Regions from separate parts of the Mus musculus genome. Here all the other regions are linked to region 2. A link is a loop called in an ENCODE intact Hi-C map of the cell type or tissue named here. Cell type or tissue: heart. All regions are shown on one strand. Each heading gives the region's core, and the rest is flanking DNA. Links, peaks and the distances in the headings are about the cores only. Region 1 holds the start of Mipep (mitochondrial intermediate peptidase). Region 2 holds the start of Nupl1 (nucleoporin like 1). Region 3 overlaps Sacs (sacsin).

Region 1 (8,167 bases), core at 1,725-5,724, 530 kb after region 2:
CTAGGCAAGAAGCTCTGCCATGGAGCTGTCCTCAGCCTGCTTGTTACGATGTATTTCACATATCACCTTTCCCTTACCCAGGACATCCTTTGCATGCGTGGGTGGTGGGAAGAGTGCTGATGCCACGGTCTTGCTCTAAGGGCTGTATTATGTCTGCTGTTAGGGAATGCAATGGTCAATGAGCTGGGGTTACAGCTGAGCAGGCATGGCGTTTGTAGAGCACGCGTGAGTTCCATTTTCAACACCAGGAACAAATATTTATTCCATTTCATGATGAGCAGCTTTAAGCTGATGTCAGTGAGACACCCCAGGAGGCTTCAGATACTTTATTTTCTAACATGTGTGTCTATGCTACACAGTTCAATGAATAGTTGGGCTGAATCTATAATAACTTTCTCGGACTTCCATAATCAAGGTGGATGGCTTAAAACGTCAGAATGCATCCTGTCATGGCTCTGGAAGCAGAAGTGCAAGGTCCCCATGTCAGCAAGACTGAGACTAAGTCCCTGAAGGAAGGTTCTTCCTTGACACAGCTTCTAGTAGCCCCTGGAGTCCCTTGGTTTGAAGTGCGTCACTTCAGTGTCTCTGCCTGTAGCTCTGCATTGGTTTCCTTCTGTAACAGCACATGCCCAAATTTTCCTCTTCTAATGAGGAGTACACCAGTCATTTTGGATTCAGATCCATCCCAATATGATTGTATCTGTAAAGACACTACCCCAAATAAGGTCTGATTTGCAGGTATCAGAGCTTGGTACTTTTACTTAACTTTTTTTTTTTTTTTTTCGAGACAGGGTTTCTCTGTATAGCCCTGGCTGTCCTGGAACTCACTCTGTAGACCAGGCTGGCCTCAAACTCAGAAATCTGCCTGCCTCTGCCTCCCGAGTGCTGGGATTAAAGGTGTGTGCCATCACCGCCCAGCAGAGCTTGGTACTTTAAAAATGTCTTATAGGGAGACACAATTCTACCCACAATAGTCTGTCCTCTAGACTTGCCTCCAGGTTGATGTCCTTCCTATGTCCTATCAGTCAACAGACCTGCCCTAACATACAAAATTCCAGCATTATCATTTATGCCTAAAAAAATCATCCTTGAAGTCATTTAAATCAGCAACAAGAGGGACCTGTTGTGTGGGACATCTGGGAAGAATCTAGCGAGATGGAAATCTTTAGTCCGGCAAGTTATTTGCTTTCAAAGTACAGTGTTAGGTTAGACATAAGATGCCCATTAAAGGGAGACAGGAGAGGCAAAAAGGGCCCAGGAGTTTCAAGCCAGTCTGAAACCCAGCAGGGAAAACCCCAGTATTTGAAATGGTCAGTCTTGCCACAACGCTGTACTTCCTTATGCGATCTCACTGCGGGACTCTTAGGGAGTGTTTCAGGCAGATTTTCTTCCGGCCCACCTGGGTACCTGGCAGTGATGGTGAATTGTCCACACGTATCCGAAACTCAGATGCTCACTGGAATGAACATGCTTTTACAGGTGGTTTCCAAACCCTGGCTGTGATGGCTAGCTAATCTTCACTGTCAACATGGCCAATATTAGAAGCGCCTTTGAGACACCCCTCTGGTCATTACTGTGAGAGCTTTTCCAGAAAGGTTCAGTTAAAGAGAGATGGACCTGTCCTGAAAGAGAGTGGTACTGTTCCAGGGGCTGGGGTCCAGACTGGAGAGAAAGGAACACAGGAAGTGCTAAACTAAGTACCAGCACTGAACTCTCTCTGCTTCCATCCACCCCACTGTGAGGGGAACTCATGCTATCACCACTCTAAGCTACTCCTGTGTCCTCTCTCCCTCCCTCCCCCGCCTCTCTCCCTCCCTCCCCCGCCTCTCTCCCTCCCTCCCCCGCCTCTCTCCCTCCCTCCCCCGCCTCTCTCCCTCCCTCCCCCGCCTCTCTCCCTCCCTCCCCCACCTTTTTCCCTCCCTCCCCCGCCTTTTTCCCTCCCCCGCCTTTTTTTTTTTTTCCCTCCCTCCCCCCCCCCCCCCCCCCCCGCCTCTCTCTCTGTGTCCTCTCAACCCCACCTCCCAAAGGCTGGGATACCACAGTCCCTTTTCTGTCTACTGCCCCCCCCCTTCTACCCAGAACAATCTCTCAAGGAAAAATCGAATTTCTCATAATGAAACCCTTCCTTCTAGGCATGGTGGCTCCTGCCTGGAATCCCAGCACCCAGGAGGATGCTGAGGCAAGACTGCCAGTTTGAGCTCAGACTGGGATACATGGTGAGTTACAGCCTGGAACACGGAGTGAGAGCCTGTCTGCAAACCAGTCAAACACACACAAAACCTTCAAAATGTTCATTTCTCCCCTACCAAGGTCTATAAAGCAGATATGACTGCCACCCCTCACGTCACCTTCTGCAGGAGAGATGACTGCACCTTCAAAAGAAAGCTCTGCTTCCGGCAGGACCCTACACCCTGAACCACGGTGGTGTGGCTGTCCTTCCTCTGGAGAAGGCTAGGGGTGTAGAAAGACTTCCCCAAGCTTTCCCAAGTCTGCACTGTCATTTCTACTTTCCCGGGCACTCGACCACAATTTCCCAATGCCCTCCCTCCCAGCCTCTGCCTTCCTTTCATTTTCGCAGTAGGACATTTCACATTAGTCCTGTCTGTACTGATTTAGATTTTAGACTATCGTGATGAGACACTGGGAGTTAGATCGACTCCCTGGTGGGCAGGCAGAGAGAAAGGGGGGGGGGGACCATGGCTAGGTGATGATGGTGGTGAATCTCCAAGATGCCCAGCTTCTTCCTCAACCTACCGTTTTCCTCTCCCACCACCAGACCCCATTGCTGATGGACCTGCTCAATGAAGTCAAGACTGGGTCAGGACATGTCACACAACAGTTCTGGGCCAACCAACCACCCTAGATTTCTTCAAACTCTCCAGCCCTAAATTAGGAGCAGAAGGCTCTGCAGAGGCTTAAAATAATAATAATAATAATAATAATAATAATAATAATAATAAACCCAGCCCCTGAGAGGAGTCTCTCTCTCTCTCTCTCCCTCTTTTTCTCTCTCTCCAGCTTTCTGAGTCCCCTTTGCAGAGAGTCTTTTTCTGTGTGCCTGTTGCAGGAAACACACACCTCACTCACCTTCCTTCTACTCCTAATTCTGTCCACGATGCTTAAGATTTCTCTGCTGCTCCATGCTGGTCTTCAGATTTTTCCTGCCTTTTAATTCTTCGGCTGGCAGAAACAACAAACCTGACCAAGACTCCTAGACTATATCATTCCAAAACCCTTAGACCGTATCAATAGTTTCCAAAGTCAAAATAGATGATAATTCTCCAATAGTTAATTCACATGGCTATACACAACCATAGCTGGTGGGCATGCAGACATGGAAGTGACTTCAACAACTTTTGGAGAAGACAGGTGCCTTGGATTTCGACTGCTTGTGGTTTCTTCTGGATCCTTTCACGCGCCGCCATTGAGTCTCCTCTGAGAATCAAGAAAGCATCAAGAAAGCATCTTGAGTTCTCACATTCATTCCTGGCACCTGTAAAAAGTTCCAATGCCTGACCCGACTTCCTTCTCCCTGTGCCCTAGTACCACTGTCAAACTCAAATCCAGGACGTTTCTTCCTCCAGACACACGAGGGCGCTACGAAACTGGAGCTGCTCAGAAGGCGTGGAGGGCGACGCTCTTCCTAACGATTGTTAGCGTGCTCAAGTCCGGGTCTGCCCTGCGAGTTCCGCGGCGTGGGCTGCTGCCTTGGAAACGCGGGGCGCGCGCTTCCCGAGCCTGGCAGAGCCGGGGTCCGGAGGATGCTGCTGGCGGCCGGGGCACGGTACGCCCGCCGGCTGTGCGGCCGGGGAGCCGCGGCGGCTCTGCAGGGACGCACAGGCCGGAGCTGCGCCCGGGACGTCAGTACTAGCTGGTCCCCGGTGGGCGCCGCCTTCAACGTCAAGCCCCAGAGCCACCTATGGAACCTGTTGGGGGAGCGCCGGGTGAGCGTGCCGTGGGTCTGGGCAGCGCGGGCTCCGCGTCTGGCTGAAAAGGGACTGTGCCGGGATAAGCGCACCCCGGAGCGGCTGACCCAGCGGCAACTCAGCCTTTCCTCTACTCAAGCTCCATTCTTTTCCTTCTGGCTTCAGAGTTCACATTTGCCCTTGGCTTTGTAACGACACTCTTGCTTTGAAAACTCCATCACACCTTAATTGTCCACTTCAGGCTGCTCTGAAACAACCTGTTAAACTAGGCATAGTGGCTCTTGTAAGACAGTCTTGATAGGTAGAGGCAAGAGGGTACAAAAGACAGTCCTTTGGGCTCCGAACTGACTTTGAGACTAGCCTGAGTTGCTTAAGAACCGGCGGTAAAACAGAAAGCACCTACAGAACCCTACTGAGAAAAATCAGATTTCCTGTCGTGCTTTGTAGTTTATTGCATAGCCTACGAAGTCATCAGAATTGCTTGGCTATTTCTACTCTGCCCTTGGTGGTGTTGGACACTTGATAATGAATGAGGAAAAGGCAGGAAGACTGAGGAAAGATTTTTGTCCTAAAACAATGATTTTTCAACCCTTCTAATGCTGTGACTCTTTAATACAGTTCCTCCCGATGCGGTGACCTCAAACCATAAGATTATTTTGTTGCTATTTCACAACTAATTGTGCTACTGTTATGAATTATAAACATCTGATATATGAACCCCCAGGTGGGTTCTAAAAGTGTTTTTTTATTTTTTTATCTTTTCACTGTTGGGCAGCTTTCTAAAGACAAGTCTGGGATATAGCTTCATTGTACTTCATGGCATATCTCTGTGTTTAACTTTGTCTATTTGAAAGTTCTTTCTTATTATATAAATTTTCCTCCAAAACCCATAAAGGTCGATGATGCTGGTATTAGTGGAGTTGGTGTTGGAAGTGCCTTTTAGCAGAAAGATAAGCTTGGTTTTGGGTGGATGAAATAGAACTGATTTCACCTGTATTTTAAACCATTGTTTAGTGTGTGTGTGTGTGTGTGTGTGTGTGTGTGTGAATGCATGCAGGTCTGGAAGGCGCAGGCCAGAGGACAGCCTTTCCGGATCTGTAACCTTCAACCTTTTGGAGGTGGAGTCTCTCTTGGTTTTGCTATTGGACTGAATACTCAGGTTATCGTTCCTGCTCCTATTTGGTTCTTGAGCTTCTGGGCTGTTTTCTTGTTTCTATCTTGATGTAGGAGGACTGCTGGGATTATAGTTGCATGCCACAAACATTTGACTTTCAAGCTTTTTTTATTTTTTTATTTTATGTGTTTTGCCCAAATATATGTAAATTCACCACATGCGCAGTGTCCGTGCAGGCGAAAAGAGGGTGTTCTATCCCCTGCAACTGAAGTTGTAAACAGGTGGTAAACTACCATATAAGATGCTGGGAATAGAACCCCGGTCCTCTGCAAGAGCAGTAACCACTGGGCCATCTCTCCAGCCCTTCTTCCCAAGTTGTTTTTAATTATGTTTTTGTTTGTTTGTGTGTATAGGTGCCTGTATGTCCATATGCCTGGCTTTTAGGACTTGGGATGCATAGATGAGAAGATCTGAAGTTCCAGACTCAGTCACAGGAAACAAAAAGAATTTTAAAGCGTATTTCCATATCCGTAAAAGGGGAATGTACTCCCGGTTCTAGAACTGTGTGATTTAGCTGAGAGAATCTGTGTAAAGTACATGGCACACTTTGGCCTGCGTTATATTAAGCATCAGCTTTCTCAGGGCGCCAGGATTGGTGCTCCAGCTGCTGTTCAAAGATGGTCATTCGCATTAGATTAGTGATTTTATTTTTCTTTATTAAAATACTGGAGTTCCTTAGTTTCAGCCAGTGACTGGGTTTGGTATGTTACGTCTCCTTGTGGGTTATTGGTATTGTGGGTTGGTATTATGTGTGGAGACCTCGCTGTATGTGAGGCACTCATACATACTGTCTGCTTTAGTATGTTTCTGTGCTGACAGGTATACTGCCAGCCTCAGATACTTGATGAGAAAACTGAAGCCCGGGAGGAATGATCAAGTGACCAAGGTTGTGAACTAATTATAGCTGTCATTAACATCTGTTAAGTGCTGTCTGTGTGCCGGGCACTGTTAGAAATTTTGTTGAACTTTTGAATCTTCATTTAGTCTTCCCAGCCTTTTTCTCACGGAGACATGGTGATGACAGCTGAACCCACACCATTCATTTACTTTTGAAAAGTAGGGAAAGCTTGAAGGAGACATATAGTTTCAAAACATTTTAGGGTTATTTTGTGTAGCATGACAGAGAAATAGTGACACTGTTCCCATGAGCATAGATGTGGGTGGTCGCCAAAATCAGGGCTTTGCACAAAAGTAGTTCTAGGGAGTGAAACAGACAGACAAAACTGTGCTTCTGGCTATCGGTTAGACATGCTGTTTTGTACTTTTAGGGTCTTTTTGGAGTTCCTGAGCTCAGCACCCCTGAAGGATTCCAAGTTGCCCAAGAGGAAGCCTTGAAGAAGACGGAGTGGCTGGTAGAGCGAGCATGTTCCACACCCCCAGGGCCACAGACAGTCCTCATTTTTGACGAACTCTCGGATTGCCTGTGCAGAGTGGCTGACTTGGTGAGATTTAGAATGGAAAACAAGGGTGTGTAAGGGTGCAGGAGCGTGCATGCCGTGTGTGTGTGTGTGTGTGTGTGTGTGTGTATATGTGTGGTGTCTGTATGTGTGTGTGTGTCTGTGTGTGAGGGTGCAGGAACATGCATGCCGTGTGTGTGTGTGTGTGTGTGTGTGTGTCTCTGTGTGTGTGTCTGTGTGTGAGGGTGCAGGAACATGCATGCCATGGGTGTGTGTGTGTGTGTGTGTGTGTGTGTGTGAGAGAGAGAGAGAGATTGAGAGAGATCGAGAGAGATCGAGCAGGAGTGTGCATCCCATGTGTGTGAGTGCAGGAGTGTCAATGCCATGGATGTGTGTGTAGATGCATGCAAACCATAGGGGTGTGTGTGTGTGTATGCATGTATGTGTGTGCAAGAGAGTGCATGCCATGATGTGTGTGTATGAGTGCAGGCATGGGGTCGTGGGAGAACTCTCAGGAGCCTCTCCTTGTAGGATCGATGGTGAAATTTAGGTCACCAGGCCTGCAAGCCAGACCTCCTACCTGCTGAGCCGTCTTGCCAGAAATGGGCCCAAATTTGATTGCTTGTATCAATAAAGGTGATTAATGGCACATAGAATCTAAAATAGTGATTGGTCTTAGACTCCACTGTTCCATCAAAGTCCTTTGGTTTTTGTCTTTCCCCTTCATTAGGCGGACTTTGTGAAAATTGGACACCCAGACCCTGCATTCAGAGAGGCTGCGCAAGAGGCCTGCAGAAGTATTGGCACCATGGTGGAAAAGTACGTCCTTTCCACTCCAGGTGGCTTTGTGTAGAGCGCTTGTCACTTCCAGGGTGGGTGGGAGGAGGTGCTGTGACCCAGCAGCCCAGGAAGGTGGTGGGATGGCTGGGCCAAGTCCTAGCAGCTGGAGCTGGTCTGCTGGCTTCTCTCTTCCTTTATCGTTGGATAATGAAGTCGACTTTCCAGGTTGCCATGAGTGAAAATCAAACGAGGCAAATATGAGATGCTTAGAAGGTGTCAGGCACACGGGGTCATACGGCAATATTTGTCCTCCGTACTGTTGACAGCAAATGTGCTGGTGGGTTTTTGTGGAGACCCTCAACTGAGGAATTGCCTCCATCAGATTGGCCTATAGACAAGTCTGGGAGGCATTTTCTTGATTAATGATGGACGTCAGAGGTCTCAGCTCACTGTGAGCAATGCCACCCCCAGGCAGGTGGTCCTTCGATGAGTCATGGAGTGTGAGCAGCCTTCCTTCTTGGCTTCTGCCCTTCAGTTTCTGCCTTGGCATCCCTCTGGATGACATGGCAGACAGGGCTATTATGACATGGGCTAGTCAGGGTTTCTATTCATGACCAAGAAGCAAGTTGGAGAGGAAAGGGTTTATTCAGCTTACATTTCCATGTTACTGTTCATCACCAAAGGAAGTCAGGACTGGTACTCAAGCAGATCTGGAAGCAGGAGCTGATGCAGAGGCCATGGAGGGATGTTACTTACTGGTTTGCTTGCTCTGGCTTGCTCAGCTTGCTCTCTTAGAGAACCCAAGACTACCAGCTCCAGCCCAGGGATGGCACCACCCATAATGGGCCCTCTCCCCTTGATCACCAACTGAGAAAATGCCCCACAGCTGG
Region 2 (8,167 bases), core at 2,147-6,146:
CAGCTACAGTGTACTTACATATAATATAAATAAATCTTTTAAAAAAAAAATAGACTGTATGTTTACAGAAGAAACTCTTTACATAGCTTCTGGAAACCTAAATAAAGGACAGCTGGAGCCGGGCAGTTGTGGCGTCTTTAATCCCAGCACTAGGGAAGCAGAGGCAGGTGGATTTCTGAGTTTGAGGCCAGCCTGGTCTACAAAGTGAGTTCCAGAACAGCCAGGGCTACACAGAGAAACCCTGTCTCGAACAACCAAAAAAAAAAAAAAAAGCTGTTCATCTCAACCATTAGAGGTCAAAGTTTGCTACCTATAGGGGGAAAGATTATAAAAATAACCAACAAGTTTCAAGAATTTGATACCTCAAAAATCACATAGGAAAATTAATAGAACATAAAACACAATGGGAACTCTTACTTCTCATGTTACGTATTTATTACTTCCAATTCTGTTTCTTCTGAAAGCCAAAATCACAACAAGTACGGTGGCATGCCTATAATCCCAGTTATTCAGGAAATTACAAATTTCAAGTTTGCCTGGACAACTTAATGAGACAGTCTCAAATTAAAAAAGAAAAAGGCATCTAGAATTGGTGGCACAGGTCTGTAATATATGCTACTTAAGTAGTGGGATTGTCAAATCAAGGCCTACCCAAGCTTCAAGTGAGTTCTAGGTCAACTTGGACTTCTGAGTCTGCCATGAAATAAACGTAGAAAGGAACAATGGGGTACAGTTCCACAGGACAGCACTTCCACCTTGTAAGACCTTCATTCAATGCAGCATAATACTTGTTTTAAAACATTGAAAAAGAGGCTGGGCATGGCTCAGGGATGAAGGCTTGTCTACCAAATACACAGGCGCGCGCGCACACACACACACACACACACACACACACACACACGAGAGAGAGAGAGAGAGAGAGAGAGAGAGAGAGAGAGAGATGAGAGAGAGAGCAAGCGAGAGAGCGCGTGCACTCAAGCGAGCATGGGCAAGCACACCAACCACCTGCAAGGTGATGGAGAGATAGCTCCGATTTAAAAAAACAACCAATTGCTAGCTAAAATTAAGACAACCACAGTCCTGGTCAGAATATCATGCTGCTTAGGTCCAGGAACTATCAACCCCACAGTCAGCCAGAAGAGTCATTCAGTCTTCTGCACACCCTAGGAACCCAAGAGGGGAAAGCTGCAATTTAAACACTTAAAACGAATACTTTCAATAGGAAGGCAAGTAGCAGACGATGTCTAGTAAGCAGAGTGTCACAGTGACAAAGGAGCTTCTTAAAGAACTAGAATGCAGTTACAAATGATGAGTAAAGGCAGGAGTACTCTGTTGTGTTAGTCTCCCATGACTTAAAACTAAAAGTACTTTATTTCATTTTATATATATAAAATATATGATATATATTTATATAATATATATACTATTTATATATTTTGTCTTGTTTTGTTTTTCGAGACAGGGTTTCTCTGTGTAGCCCTGACTGTCCTGGAACTCACTTTGTAGACCAGGCTGGCTTGGAACTCAGAAATCTGCCTGCCTCTGCTTCCAGAGTGTTGGGATTAAAGGCGTGCACCACCACTTCCCAAACTATCCCTCCATTTTAAATTTAAAACTTGGTAGCTCACAGTGGGCCTTAACTCCAGTGTGGTGTGGTGTGGTAGTGGTGGTGGTTGGGGGGGGGGGGTGTCTGACGGACTCTTCTGGTATTTAAGGGCAATGCACAGCCATGATGCACAGATGCAAGCAGAACACCCACACACATTAAATAAAAATAATTAAAATCTTTAAAAAAAAAAGAACTAAGTAAGATACACCATTAAAAACGACAAACCTAAAGCCAGTTAATCGATGACACAAGAAAACAAGGTGAAAGTTAAAAGAGACAGCAGAGCACACCGTCGCCTGTGTCTCGACAACATAGGTAGTGAAGATTAAGAAAGCATATGCAAAAATGGGACTTAACTGGGGCAGTCTGATTGTACTGTTATTTTGGATTTGCTGTATCTAACGGGGGCTGTTAAGAGAGAGAGAGAGAGAGAGAGAGAGAGAGAGAGAGCGAGCTTTCTTTGAGACATTAAGCCTATAGGTCTTGTTATGCCTCGGGAGATACCTGTCCTTCGAGTACACATTTCCTCATTTGATCAACTCTTTACCAAAGGCCGAGTCTGAGTGATTAATGCTTTCAGTGAAATAGCTTTTTGGAATCCCTAGCTACTCATCTGTCACTACCGGAATCTATTACACAAACTGAAGAATATACCACTTAAGCTTGCAGTGAACGGAAAAGATCATGTGGTGGATGGTTATAACACAAAATGCTTTGCGATGCTATGCTAATCTGTATAGGGCACAAAATAACTATGATACAATACATGCCATAAAAATGTTAAAAAGACAGAAGGGGGTCCTGTGGCACAAAGGCTTGAAACAAACAAAAAATCATAAATCCAATGCATCGTAACGTTCAAAACCGAAATCTAAACCACCCGGGGATATTTTTTTTAACTTACATCCTACCTATTTTTCTGTTCCTAAAAGCCAGCAACAAGCTGTCATTCATTCAACACTCATTCTATCCCTGAACCCGAGGGGTCGCGTAGGCGTAGCCGCGACTCCAGGCCGCTTCCCGCAGTCGGGCCCACTCCGCGTCGTCGCGGCGCGACCGGGGACTGCAGAGCCTCGGCGGCAGGGGTCCACAGCCCACTGCGCGGCTCGTAGGGAAGCCTAGCAGCCTGAAGGCAGGCCTCGATGTGCAGACCTCCGCGGGGAAGCACCAGGGTCCCCTGCTAGGCGGCACCATTACCTAGACGCGACGGTCCCGAAGGAGAAGCCGCTGCCCGCTCCGGTCCCGCCGGGGGCCACAGTGGTGGAGCCGAGGGTCCCAGACCCGAAGGAGAACCCCGTGGCCATGGCGGCCCTTGGCGCGAAGGCGTCAGCTAGGGTGGAGAGGCCTAGGACGCTTCTGTCCCTTCACTGCCGAAGAGGGACGTGCCACATAGCTGGTGCCCAGCGGGTACCGGGTGGGAAACAACCCCAAGCGGCGGTGCGGCAAGGCGAGGGCGGAGTGGGCGGAGCCACAGGCGAACGCATGCGCGACACCGCCCGCGCGCCGAACGCACTAGAAGCGCGCCCGCCGCGCAGGGAACCCTGGGATCGGAGTGGAAGCGGTACTCGTGTGAGGCCGGGCGGATGAGGTAAGGTGGGCGCCCCGCCTACTCGCTTAAAGCGCTAAGCCCCTGAAGTGCCCGGAGAGTCTCGCGGGATTTCGTGCTTTACTTCCTGAATGAAGGCCCTGGAGTGCGGCTTCGGTCCGGCCTCCTGTCAAAAGCCATGCGTAGAGTTCTAGAGTTGGAGAAGACCTTGGTCGTCACCTCACATTCCTCCAAGGGGACGTCTGAGTTTCATTTGGGTGTCGCTGCACCCGAGAAAAAAAGAGGGTGTCTACCTTTTGAGGGTCCAGAAATGTACGGGTTTTAAGTCGCACACGCTTCCGGTCAGCACCCCATGGTACTGCACGCTTGTGCTTCCTGCACGGAGGGTTCAGCGGGGCGGCGTGACACTGCCAGGCTCCTCTGCCTCCGAGTCTGAGGTCAGGACACTGTGCCCCAAATCCTAGTGGACGGTGAATGGGATGGGTGCCGTTCTTGGGGACCTTCCCTGAAGACTGCTTCCTGGCTATGTGGCTTTCCCATAACTTGGGGTATTTACGAGAGGAACTGCGAATTGGAAAGTGTAAGGACAGGGATGAGCGATCTGGCTGGAGAGCTGGCTCAGCACCGACTGCTCTTCCAGAGATCCTGAGTTCAATTTCCTAGCAACCACATGGTGGCTCACAACCATCTGTAAAGGGATCTGATGTCCTCTTCTGGTGTGTCTGAAGACAGCTACAGTGCACTCATACATAAAATAAATAAATCTGAAAAAAAAAAAAAACCCAGAGGGATGTAAATTAGAATGTACGGGCACCCGGAGCAACGTGGGCACCAAGAAATGCTTCTTAGCGGTGGTCTGGGGACACTGCCATCATATCATGGTTCTTTAATTCTCTGGCAGGAATTGGCATACTATTCCTGCAAGTGCGTTGACCAGCTGCCAAGTTTTGTTCGATGAAATTGATCCCATCATCAGACCCCTCAGATTTATGCTAAAGCACAATCCTCCCCATGGTAGTGATTCGAACAAAAGCCCAACGGTCTCTGAGTCTGGCCCTCAGTGCCCTTTATATGACAAATCCTTGGCACTTCTTTTCTCACAGCTCCCCCACAATTCAGCACTTGTTTTGTGTTGACCTTGAGCATTGCTACCTGCAGTTGGCTGAACCGGAACACCCTCCAGATTCATTGTAGAGCCCTGTCCTCTCCCCCAAATACTCATAGTGATGAAAACTCTGTTCCTCGCCATTTCCCTTTGGCAGGTCACAAAAGTTAGATGACGTCAAAAGGTGTGTTTGGCACATGATGTCATGTCAGCCATGAGCCATGCAAACTACAATAAGGAGTAACCTGGCAAGATATCTTTATTGGTGCAGTAGTGGCATGAATGTCCCAGTAAACTTTCCTTTTAACTGGAAAAAAAAAAACAAAAACAAAAAACCTAAGAGGAACCCAGATTTTTATTGAAAGGCTCCAAAACTTGAAAATACCAACATAAAATTAGCAAGAGCTACATGTCTGGCTCTGAGGACTCATAAGGTCAGTGAGAAAGGATGATTATTTTAAAATATAGTAGAGACTAATATATGTCTATGACCAGAAAAACTGTGGGCATATGGAATACTTTCAGTAATTCTGTAAATCTGTGACTTTAAAATTCAAAAATTACTGAAAAATCTCAACCTGACTCTAATAAAAGCTTGTGCAAAAAAAAAAAGAAAGAAAGAAAGAAAGAAAGAAAGCTTCAGAAGATACATTCAAATTATCATATATTCATGTATGATTTATGGCAAAGTTTAGCTATACAACAGTGATAGTTGACCCATATCCCACAGAGACAAAAAACCTGGAATTTTTGATCAATGGTATTATAATATATTGCATGCTAGTGGATACATAAAGTTTAAGACTAGACTTAAAAAGTCCCTTGCCTCTGTTAATGCTTCCCAATTGTATGTAATTCTGCCCCAGCAGCATGTGGTGTTGAGAGGTGCTACAATTTACAGAGTGTGGAAAGTTAACTGAAGAGGGGACTCCATCTATACACTTCTGGAGAAGCCCCCTCCATGCTGAGATAAGATTTCATATGCAGCTGTTTTGTACTCCTAACCCACTCCTGTAAGTAAGCCCGGTGAATTTGTTGGTTGCCCAAACGAGATATCGGTGGGATGTGTCCTTTGTCACTCCCTATCTGGAGTGAGTAGGTGTTTGTTCATATCTCCCCAGGAAAAGGTCACACAAAACCTAGTCTAGTGTAAGCAACCAAGCCTCCTCCAAAGGATCATCTAAGCACTCTTTGCCATGACATTGCTAATGTTTCTATTGTCTTCTATGTCCTTATACTGATCTGCATAATGTTTTTAGTAAGCTAAGCCTGATGAATATACAATCTCTTATTCCTCCCACCACTTCAAAAACAGTTCCTTATGTGCTTCTTTACTGATTTGAATTTAATTTTCTTTCTTTTTTTAACATTTATTTTTATTTTATGTATGTGAGTACACTGTAGCTGTCTTCAGACACACCAGAAGAGGGTATCGGACCCTATTTCAGATGGTTGTAAACCACCATATGGTTGCTGGGAATTGAACTCAGGACCTCTAGAAGAGTAGTCAGTGCTCTTAACTGCTGAGCCATCTCTCCAGCCCTTAATTTAATTTTCCTTGGAAGATTATCAGAATTATTTGAGGTTCATTACAGAGGCATATTGCACCAGCAAGGACTTGGTGCTTGCTACTTTAAAGTCTTGAGGCACCACTAGCCCCGGCCCAATTAAACACCATTTACCTCTTGAATGTTCTTGGATTAGATAATTCAAATGAATCCAGAATATAAATCTGCCTAGTGGCATTTTCATGGTTTTAATGTTTCCAACACAAGCTCTGCTCTTTCTGTTCTCATTGTCAAGGTGGATCCTTCTCTGGGGGCACTGGATTGGAGGAGTTTCTGTCTAGGGTGTTATGTAGTTGGGGCTTCCATTGGATTCTCACCTAAAGTGAACCCTGCACTTGGACTTTTAGTTGGGCATCTAAGAGGGTATCAAAACAGATAGTAAACTCATCTGATTGGCATGGCATGGTCTTCCTGCAGCATCAATATCAGTATCTTGCTCACCTCTGTAGATGCATACATTCCACCATATTTCTAGCTATAAGATCTCACTGTCTTGCCAGCTATTTAATTCTTCATAGAATTGATCTTATATTTTCTATTACTTGAGGTTTTCTTTTAAGCAGAGTGATTTTCAAGCTTCTCATATTACAGTAAATGGAACTTCAATATGGATTTTGAAAAGCAAGTCAATATAGAATGGTTAATAAGAATGCAGACTCTGGAGTCAGACTGTCTGGCTTAATGCCATGACTCTTAACATTATCCACTCTGTAATATCAGACAACTTCATCCTATTTCATTTTTGTCATCTTTGAAATGAGAGAAGTAACAGTACTTTCCCCATAACACTGATAAGATACTCAGTGTCCTTCCTGTCACCTGATAATCATAGTAGACATTAGCTAATATCAGTATTACTGTCAGAAAATTTGGAAAAGAGAAAATGTTAACTGTCAAGAAACAAGCAATGAACAGACAAGACAATAGTTTAAAGCAAAATGACATAAAAAGTTTTACTGTCAGAGTCTTGAGGTGTATTATACAGTGTAATTTGCCTTTCTGTATTCTCATCTTTTCAGAGCTGTGTGTGTGTGTGTGTGTGTGTGTGTGTGTGTGTGTGTGTGTGTGTGTGTGTGTGTACAACTGTGCCACAGGACATCTGTAGAGGTTCTAAGGATTGAACTTGGGTTGACTCATGAGTCATCTTACCAATCCTAAAAGTACCACTTTCTAATTACAAATGTGAAACTGCTTCGTTCACAAGTCTTGGACAACATGGAGCAGGGCTTCTCGACCTTTTCACCCCTGCCATCTAGGGCAGGAGGATTTTTTTCTGTGGGTTTTCTGGCACATTGCGGCTGGCCTAGACCTACTAGTTGTCAGTTGTATTGGCTCCAAATTTTACCAGACATCCCATGGAAAGAAAATGCTTCTAAATAGTGTCAGAGGAACTAAAAATAAATAAATAAATAAATAAATCACACATGGCTCTATTTGCAACAATTACAAACTATTTGCTGGTCACATTGAACTTGCTGTGTCGTAGGTAGCATTTTGTTCATGTAATAATATGTTATTTTATTAAGGAATATCCCTCTATAGGATCATACACACACACACACACACACACACACACGAGAGAGAGAGAGAGAGAGAGAGAGAGAGAGAGAGAGAGAGAGAAGAATTTATGTATATGAGGTGTATGTGGTGTGTGTGTGTATGTGTGTGTGTGTGTGTGTGTGTGTGTGTCGGTGTTGCATGCACAGAGGCCAGAGGCAGGCATCATTTGATCTCTTTTATCACTCTTAGCTGATTCTTTTGAGGCAAGATTTCTCACTGAACTTGAAGCTGGTAGTTAGCAAACCCTAGGCAATCCTGTCGTCATTCTGCTCTTAGCTCTAGGCTTACCAGTATGCACAGGACCACATCTGTCTTTGATGTAGATGCTGGAATCTGAATTCTGCTTCTTGTTCTTTTGTACAGCAAGTTTTTTTAACTGCTAAGTCACCACCTCTCCAGCCTACACAGAGCTAGTTTCAATGAGTGCCTACACTAATACGGAATGAATGCACCTCAATCACAAAATCCAGAGGAGATGGAGAATTGTTCCAAAAACTACACTGAAAACTACACTGCCTTATTTCTTTGGAATAAATCCAAGTGTTAGTAGAATCCCTTCTTAAACCGAAATGCAAGTGTTTCTAACAGACTGGCTGGGTCCTTTTATTCTCCATGTGTAGAAATCCTGGAGTAAGCAGGGAGAAGCTAGTCTCCCTGTGGAGCACTCAGTGTCTAATAACCAAGAGCAACCGGGTGAGAGGGTGAGAGCGACAGCAGGCAGGATCCATTATTGTTACAGCTCTAATGCAGGCTTCAGGTTACTGGCATCCTAAGCTGTA
Region 3 (8,167 bases), core at 1,314-5,313, 920 kb after region 2:
TGTAAGCATAAAATCAGCAGCTTTATTTACTTTTATTGCTTGTTACAATGCATATTTCCATGATCCCCACTAGTGCCATCTCTCCTGCCTGGGAGGAGCTTGCAGGGTGGAGCCAGGCCTGCCTTTATTGTTTCCAAGCTGCGCGATTTTCAACTTGTGAAAATCACTTTTCCCTTCAGATTCATAAAGATCTTCACTAAAGATGGAGTGCCCCTCAGTAGAATATGCATTGCCCATGTCCATGTGTGTGCATAGGTGAGTGTAGAGGCTGCAAGCTTATGTGGCTTGTTTTCATCCTTTATTTCTTCATATATTTTGAGAAAAGGTCTCTGCACTGAACATGGAGACCACTTATTGGCTAGACTGGCTGGCCGGTAACCTCAGAGATCTGTCTAGTTCCACTCCTTCCCAATTACAGACACCAGGCTCAGCTTTTTATATGCAAGGGTGGGGAATCTTAATTCAGATTCTCGAATACATGGCAAGCATTTTACCCACTGACCCATCTTCCCAGCCCCGGATTCCTAGTTCTCTGGACTCATCTATTTATTGATGGCTTCTGTCAAAATAGTCATGCCATTTATCTTTGCAAGGTGTGGTGGCACATACCTTTAATGCCAGTACTCAGGGGGAAGAGGCAAAGGGGTCTCTATGAATTCAAAGCCATCTAGGTTTATGTAGTGAATTCTAGGCCAGCCAGGGATACATGGTGAGACTCTGTCTCAAACAAACAAACAAAAATAATAAGTCCCTTGTGCATACAAAAAGTAGACCAACTCCCCCCCCCCCAACACACACACTGATAGACTAATGACTATCCTGTTGCTATTTTGCTACTTTGTCCTAGTCATCTGCTAGCTGTTCAAGTTTACCTTTGCAGTCTTTTGAATCTTATTGCTGCCTGCCAGTCAATATGTAACAGGAAATGTATCATTGTGATATGACATGTGGTCACTGCCCTGCTGCCTGCCTTTCATGTCTCTGGCTCCAAACCTTGACAGCTGTTCTTATCAACTTCTTTAGAGTTTCTGTGCTACCTAAAAATATTGAACAAGAAAGGGGAAAAACAGCTGAATACATGACCATGTAGCCTATCCTAGCACTTAAGGAGGCAGAGGCAGAAAAATCCTGACACTTCAGAACCGCCTTGTGCTTTGTCTCAGCAAACAAAATGGAGAACATATTTTAATACGGTGGTACACATAGGATAAGATTTACCTTCAGAGTCCTTTTGAATCGTGCAGTTCCATGGCATCACAGTCATGATATTGTGCAACCACCAGCAAGTACATGTCCAGAACTCTAGCTGGTAAAATTGCAACCAGGCCTACCCAAACAGTTGCTTAGGATACGTTGTCTCACTCTTTGGGTGTCCTTGTCATTCAGGGGTGTATCCAGTTGGGATACAGTAGCTTCAGTAGATTTTATGACTATTATCTGAAGAAGCTAGTGACTCCTCGGCCTAGGATGCCACTAGCTCTGGCATCTCTCCTGAGTTCTGATCTGCATTTCCCATGAGTAATGACATTGTGTGATGTATCCCAAAGGCATTCTGCTCTAGAGGTTCAAAGCTGCCTCTGATCAGCCTCCTTGTGGGCTGACTCTGCTTCTCTTGTGGCATGCCTGATGGCTGAGGTCAGTCCTTCCTGTCAGGGCTTCCACTCCATGCCTAGGTTCTATTGTTACAACATCCTGCTTGGTGCCCAGAGAAAGATCTTATAGGAAGACAGAGGAAGAGGGATGCATTCTGAACTCTGAAGACATTTAACCTGAAGATTTGTCTTGGGGTCTGGGTGGTACATGTCACATTACAGGTGCTAGGCATGGTGTTTGGGAGGGGCTTGGAATGGGGGGAATCTCACTTGATAGACAAAATCAATATTTTTTCCTATTTGTTGATATCCCAATGCATTCACTTGTATAGGCTTATCTAATTTAAAAATCAAGTATTTGTCTATCGGGGTTTCTAGGCAGGATCGTTATACTGAGTTTCAGTATTTTTCTCTAATTGATGAAACTGACCCGTTCCAACAGCGAAAGGAAAGCTTGACTAACATTATGGTCTTCTAAGGAGCTCTCGGGGTAGTTTTTACTCCTAATGATGAATCCTGACTATATGGAAGGGAGCCAAGAGAAGTGGTAATTAATATCATTTTAAAAGGGTTAACTCTAAAATGGAGTTTTTAGTACATGAGAATATTTCAAATAACAATCAGGCGTTTACTATTACACCAAGTAGCTTTTGCGTGGCTGTAATAGATGAGGGGTTTGGTTTTTCTATTTTCATCAGGATCTGTGAGAAGTTAAGTGGAAGGAGGTACCTGGGTGTAGCATGTGGGGTTGTGCGGCTGCTTAGTATAGTTGGGTTAGGTTAGGGCCAGGCTGCTCTTCAGCAGTCACTTCTGAGTGGAGGGCTCGGGAGAGGTGTGGCCTGGAGAGAGCCACTGGAGCTGCTCCTTAGTGAATAGACTGGGAGAGAAGGGGTGGCAAAAGCCGGTCCCAAGCATCCTTGCAATCGAAGGGCGCTCCTGGGAGGGGCGTGGCTTGGAGACCGGCGCAGGGCGGTCCTTAGCTGCACGGGGGAACGGGGCGGGGTCGAGGCGGGACGTGAGTCTCCTCAGAACAACCGCAGTGTGCGGGGTGTGTCAGAGGAAGGCGTGGCCTAAGAAGGGGGCGGGTCCGTCCTTTGCCATCCACGAGAGGGGCGGAGCCGAGGCGGGGCCTGAGGCTCCTCCAAGAACAGTAGCGGCCCTTAGGGCGCGTCTAAGAAGGCGTGGCTACGCGGAAGGGCTGCTCCGCAGATAACGGTCCCAGGGCTGCGCATGCCTGCGGGCGACGCCTACATGGCCCTTTGCAGCCCCGAGCGCGCGGCGCGCTAGGGCTCGCTCCTCCTCCGCAGCGGCGCCTTCCTCTGCCCTTCTGCGGGCTGCGGCAGAGCGCTGCGGCGGTACAGGCCTCTGCCATGAGGATCCCCGCCTCAGGGCCAGTGGCGGACCTCTCGGAGCGGCAGGGCTGGGCGTGAGGAGGAGGCCTGGGGAGCCCGCCATGGGGGACAGGTGACGAGACCCCGGGCGGGAGGGTGGTGCCGCCCGGCCGCGCGCGAACCCAGCTGACCGTCCGTCCCTTTGCCTGTCGCAGGTGGGTCCGCGTGACCGTGCTCCGCGGCTGCGTGGGCTGCAGGACCGTGGCGGTGCCGGCGACCGCTACCGGGCGGGACCTCAAGGAGCGCATCTTCGCTGAGACCAGCTTTCCGGTGGCGGAGCAGCGACTGTGGCGCGGAGACAGGGAGGTAGGTCAGCGCCAGGCCTGCCTTCTTAGATGGGCGCAGTCGCCTACTGGCGGCAGGAAATTCACCGGCTCCTGTCTGTCACGGAAGACTGATGCTCAGATGAGTCAATAGAGCTTTGTAAAGAGTTGGAGCAGAATGGCTGGAGCGTGGTTGTGGGTTGTAGGTTTTGGTTTGTTTTTGTTTTGTTTTGTTTTTTGACTTTTTTTTTCTTTTGCACTTACAATTTCCACATTTGTGAATCTTAACTGCCTAAAACGAAGACACGTATTTTGATGGGCATTGTGAACCAGGGAGTTTTTAAAATTCACAGACATCACCATTGATAGAACGGGACCATCATTTATATTTTTCAGTTTCTAAGTTTAACAAGAATGGTGTTTTTAAAATAGCCAATTCTGGAGCCCTTCCCACTCTCTTTGTGGTCCTGGGACTGAGACCTATGGCTTTGCATGTGCTAAGCAAATTCTCTACACTAATTTCTTTGAATCACAGAAATTTACAACTGAAAAGGGTCTTCAGACATAACTTAATCCCCAAAATGTTATTTTGAGGAGAAAACCTGAAACTTCTGAAGTGCTAATGAACGGCTTAGTCTACCAATACTTAGGAAAATGAGAACATTTTTACATGTTCAATTGTATTCTTAAATGATGGGGCAGACGCTACAGTTTTCTTGAAAGGGAAGCTTAAGCTTTATTGGGAATGATCCTGTTCTCTAATTTTAGTATCTTTCCTTTCTTATGTGATAAACATCATCGTTTCCAGGCCTTAAAAAGTCAAATAAAATCACAGGAGTTACTTGAGTGTCATGGATGGCGTTTCTAGTTGGGTTTCCATACTGCTTAATTCAGAGCCCTCCAGGGTGGTCCTGGCTTTTTATCCACTGGGTAGCTTTTCTGGTTTCCTGCACATTAGACAGATCTCTGGTGACCTGCTCTCAGGCACCTCTACAGACGGGTCATTTCTTATCATATTCCCCAGGGGTGTTTGCTGACTCGAAGACATTGGCTTGCCCCAGGAGTTGAGGCAGACCTGCAGAGGAACACACTGTTATTGCTTTCTTTGTCTGTGACACCTTCATTCTTACCCGCCTTTATGGGTTTGCTCTTCTGTGTCTATTCCCACTTTACTCCTGGGTCTACTTTGTTGTCGTGTTCCCTAAATGCATATGGTAACATGACTCAGTTGTAGCTCTTGACACTGGAATAGTTTCTTACAGGTGCCTGTGCAGGACTCAGATTTGGGGTGGTTGAAGTGGTCATATTGTTTGGATTGGGTGGTTGGGAGGTGAAAGAGATCCAGGCCCATCACTGATCTGGTCTGAGGTCATGAGACTATGGCTGTGAAGGTGAAATTGAAAGCATGGGGACGTGAGAAGGCTCAGTGCTGTGCCAGCCTGGCAATTGAACTTAATGCTGGAGCCCACGTGACAGTGGAAGGAGAAAGCCTTCTCTAAGACTTGTTCTCTGACCTTCACAGGTGTGCCCTCATCATATACCCATAACACAGTATGCACACCACACACACACACAACCACACAACCACACACACATATCAGACACAATACACACATACACCACACATATACATACATACATAACACACACACATAACCACACACATACACACACCAGATATACACATACACATACCATGCACACACCACACATATGCACGCATATCAGATACAACACACATATACATATACACAATCCACACACACTACACACATACCATACATACACACCACACATGCACAGACACCACACACATACACACACCACACACACATACACACACCACACACACATATCAGACACAACACACACATATACATACAAACACATACCACACATACTACAAACATACCATACATACACACCATGCATGCACACACATACCACACACCACACACACACCACACATACCACACACACACACACCACCACCACCAACAACAACAGCACCAACACCAACACCACAAACTACAAATAAGCAAATGAAGGGATATACAGGGCACTTTGTAAAGGACAGAATTGTGGCAGTTGGTGCCACATGGACCTAAAGGAAGGAGCGAGGAAGTAAACTAAGGCAGAAGGCTTTATAGGCATGTTTGCAAGCCTGGAACCAGACCAGGAGAGCAAGGGTTTCTTAGCAGATGACAGAGGCAGCTCATTCTGGAACAAGTGTGGCAGTCAGTTTGCTTTTAGATGTGGTTCAGCTGATGGTGAGACACAGAAGGAATTAGGAAAATGCATATAACGGAGAAGTGGGTGACCCAGATCCTGCTTGCCACCACCATGTACATGTAACTGGGGCCAAATTCATGTGTCAGAATTGCTTTCCCATTTGAAAGTCTGGTCACTGCTAAGGTCTGTGACTGTAAGGACTGAAAGTCAGCTCACAACTGCAGATGGATTCAGAAAGAGAGGTCAGGGCTAGAGATAGGTCGTGGCTGATGCTTAGCAGTTCTCCCTTTCTGTATCTGGGGAGTGTGTGGGAAGAGCATCACTGAGCTCCTGGGCCCTGTTCTATGATCTCCACACCCTGCTGAGCTTCAGCCGCTGTGCTCTGTGGCCTCTTCACCTACCACCTCATTTAATGCTCTGAAGAAACAGGGTGTCGGCATTCTCTTCTCAGGCGGACTTTCCCCTCTTTACCTCTCAGTCCCTGCTGCTTAGGACTTTCTAGATTGACATTATTAAATTCTGAATAGTTTAGTGTGAGAGGCAGATGATAATAGATAGTAGATGGAGATTTAGCTTTTCTCTTTTAATTCATCACAAGTGTGTCATGTCCCTCCCCGACCCCCCAGATTTTGACTCTTGAGCATCTCCCTGTGTCATTGATATTTTTTAAAAAAAAAAAGAGGTGTTGGGTGATCTGCTGAACAGTTATATTATCATACTGTTTAATAGAGTCACTGTTTGGTAGTAATTGAAATGCCTATCTCCGAGGTTTGTAAGGGAGAATGAGGCTGGCTGGCGAGACGAAGCTTCTAATGATTTGATACTCGTTTTCAAAACATTGAGACGGGCACTTTGAATAGAAGGTACATTGCATCTGGGGGGAATAGGTGCATTTTCTTTCCTTGGTTGCAGTATCCAGAAGAGAAGGGAAGAGAGCCTATACAAACCCCCAAATCTTGGCACACTCCATAAGAGCTAGTGCTGCTGAGGATGTCTTACAGCCAGCTTGCTTTTTAGGCATCTCACTGCCCTGTGATAGATAGCAACAGAGATTATAGTCTACCAGATTGTTAAGTGTTTGACCTCAGTTAATACACTTATTTTAGGTATTAGTTTCTTGTAGTTGATTCTCTTTAAAACCTGAAAACGTCATAGGTTTCCTTCTTTTGTATTTTCTGCCATTTTTTTCTCCCAGCACACCTTAGTGATCCCAAATTGGACTAATGAGCCCTGGTTTATGTATTACTTCCTTTGTAATTAGATGGTTAATTGACCAGTGGAATGATCACCCATGATGACGTAATGGATATCTTCTTGTTTGCATTTAATACGTATGTGTAACCTAAGTATATAACCCAGACAATGTTCCATTTACTTTTGTTGGTTATGCCTGTTATAAGGAGCTTATCTTTCTTTAGGTAATAAGCTGGGGAGCTTTTTTTCACCCAATATTTCTTTATTAGTATCCATCTAAAGTGTATATAGCTTGGCTGGTCAGTATTCATTGTTGTGTGATATTTTGCCATGCAAATATATCACAACATTTGGTTTATTTCTAAGTTGGCTTTTGTTTTGCTTGTTGTTGTCATTGTTGTTGTTTTGTTAGTGGCAGTCAGTATTCCCACCTACGTTTCTTTGAGCACTCGTGTAAGGCATGCACTAGTTTTCACAGGATAGTTCTCAGGGCCGGCAGGTGTATGATGTGACCCTGCTGTATAACCAAGGACATACAGAAAGTAAGGAGACCAAGTGGGAGCTGGTTATTAAAGCCCGGGAGCCGCGGAGCAGCTGATGCTGGGAGTGGAGAAACGCAGGTTAGGCTGGAGAGACTGGAGGGTATGCACTTGGGCTAGAAGTAGCTGCAGAGGCGCTCTGGGGAGAGATGGTCCCCTGAGGTGCCTGTAGGTGGTGACACTATTGGTTGGAGAGTTGGTCCCCTGAGGTGCCTGTAGGTGGTGACACTATTGGTTGGAGAGATGGTCCCCTGAGGTGCCTGTAGGTGGTGACACTATTGGTTGGAGAGATGGTCCCCTGAGGTGCCTGTAGGTGGTGACACTATTGGTTGGAGAGATGGTCCCCTGAGGTGCCTGTAGGTGGTGACACTATTGGTTGGAGAGATGGTCCTCTGAGGTGCCTGTAGGTGGTGACACTATTGGTTGGAGAGATGGTCCTCTGAGGTGCCTGTAGGTGGTGACACTATTGGTTGAAGTGTGAAATAAAGATGAGGGTGCTAGAGGTTTAGAAAGCTGTGAGCTCACCTTTTCCAGGTCGAGTTTTTAAAGTACCCACCTTTTTTGGGGACAGGAAGACAAACACTGAGGCATGTTTCAGGCATGTTTACAGCTTACTCCCATCCTTTTAGGGGCATATATGGTAATGATTTCCAAAGGGAATGTCTAGGAACACAATTTTATGGGATATCTCTGAAAATAAATGAAAAATGTATTGCTATTTTAGGAAAATTCCATATAGATTAATCCCAAGAAAATTGCCATGCATATTAATATGCCAAAATTTTATCCTCTGATCTGTTGCAGTTTCCTGGAGCAATGCTGCATACCAAATACACATTGGTATCTTTGATTAAAAAGATGTTTGTGTTAACATCTTTTACATATTTGAAAATGAGAATTTGGGATGATTTGGGCTGGGGGTGTAGATCAATGGCAGAATACTTGCCTAGCATGTG

What was found. Peaks named below come from ENCODE experiments on the same cell type or tissue, not always from the same donor. Only the 100,000 strongest peaks of a DNase experiment are listed, where the experiment ranks them.
Region 1: it touches region 2 in a loop (4-fold over the local background); 2 of 42 quality-filtered maps call a loop at or near these places.
Region 3: a loop joins it to region 2, with 4 times the contacts of the local background. A loop is called at or near these places in 4 of 42 quality-filtered maps.

The regions. Positions count from the first base shown.
Region 1 is chr14:60,780,927-60,789,093 of GRCm38, forward strand. Mipep (mitochondrial intermediate peptidase) reads left to right here and starts at 3,640. Exons shown (of 19, transcript NM_027436.3): 1 at 3,640-3,944; 2 at 6,369-6,542; 3 at 7,228-7,316. The coding sequence starts at 3,762. Mipepos (a long non-coding RNA gene) reads right to left here and starts at 3,623. Exons shown (of 3, transcript XR_001781278.2): 1 at 3,547-3,623; 2 at 3,088-3,435. In heart, for the core only: a CTCF peak has its summit at 3,594 (motif pointing right); a DNase peak (open chromatin) is centred at 3,675; H3K4me3 peaks cover 1,755 bases; H3K27ac peaks cover 910 bases.
Region 2 is chr14:60,248,357-60,256,523 of GRCm38, forward strand. Nupl1 (nucleoporin like 1) reads right to left here and starts at 3,123. Exons shown (of 15, transcript NM_170591.2): 1 at 2,807-3,123. The coding sequence starts at 2,913. Gm38641 (a long non-coding RNA gene) reads left to right here and starts at 3,118. Exons shown (of 3, transcript XR_874661.1): 1 at 3,118-3,197. In heart, for the core only: a CTCF peak has its summit at 3,821 (motif pointing left); a DNase peak (open chromatin) is centred at 3,155; H3K4me3 peaks cover 2,283 bases; H3K27ac peaks cover 2,345 bases.
Region 3 is chr14:61,170,160-61,178,326 of GRCm38, forward strand. It overlaps Sacs (sacsin), which reads left to right. Exons shown (of 10, transcript NM_015788.2): 3 at 3,139-3,289. Among named protein-coding and RNA genes, the nearest start is that of Sacs, 36 kb to the left of the region's middle. In heart, for the core only: a CTCF peak has its summit at 3,330; DNase peaks (open chromatin) are centred at 1,622 and 2,682; H3K4me3 peaks cover 1,981 bases; H3K27ac peaks cover 1,395 bases.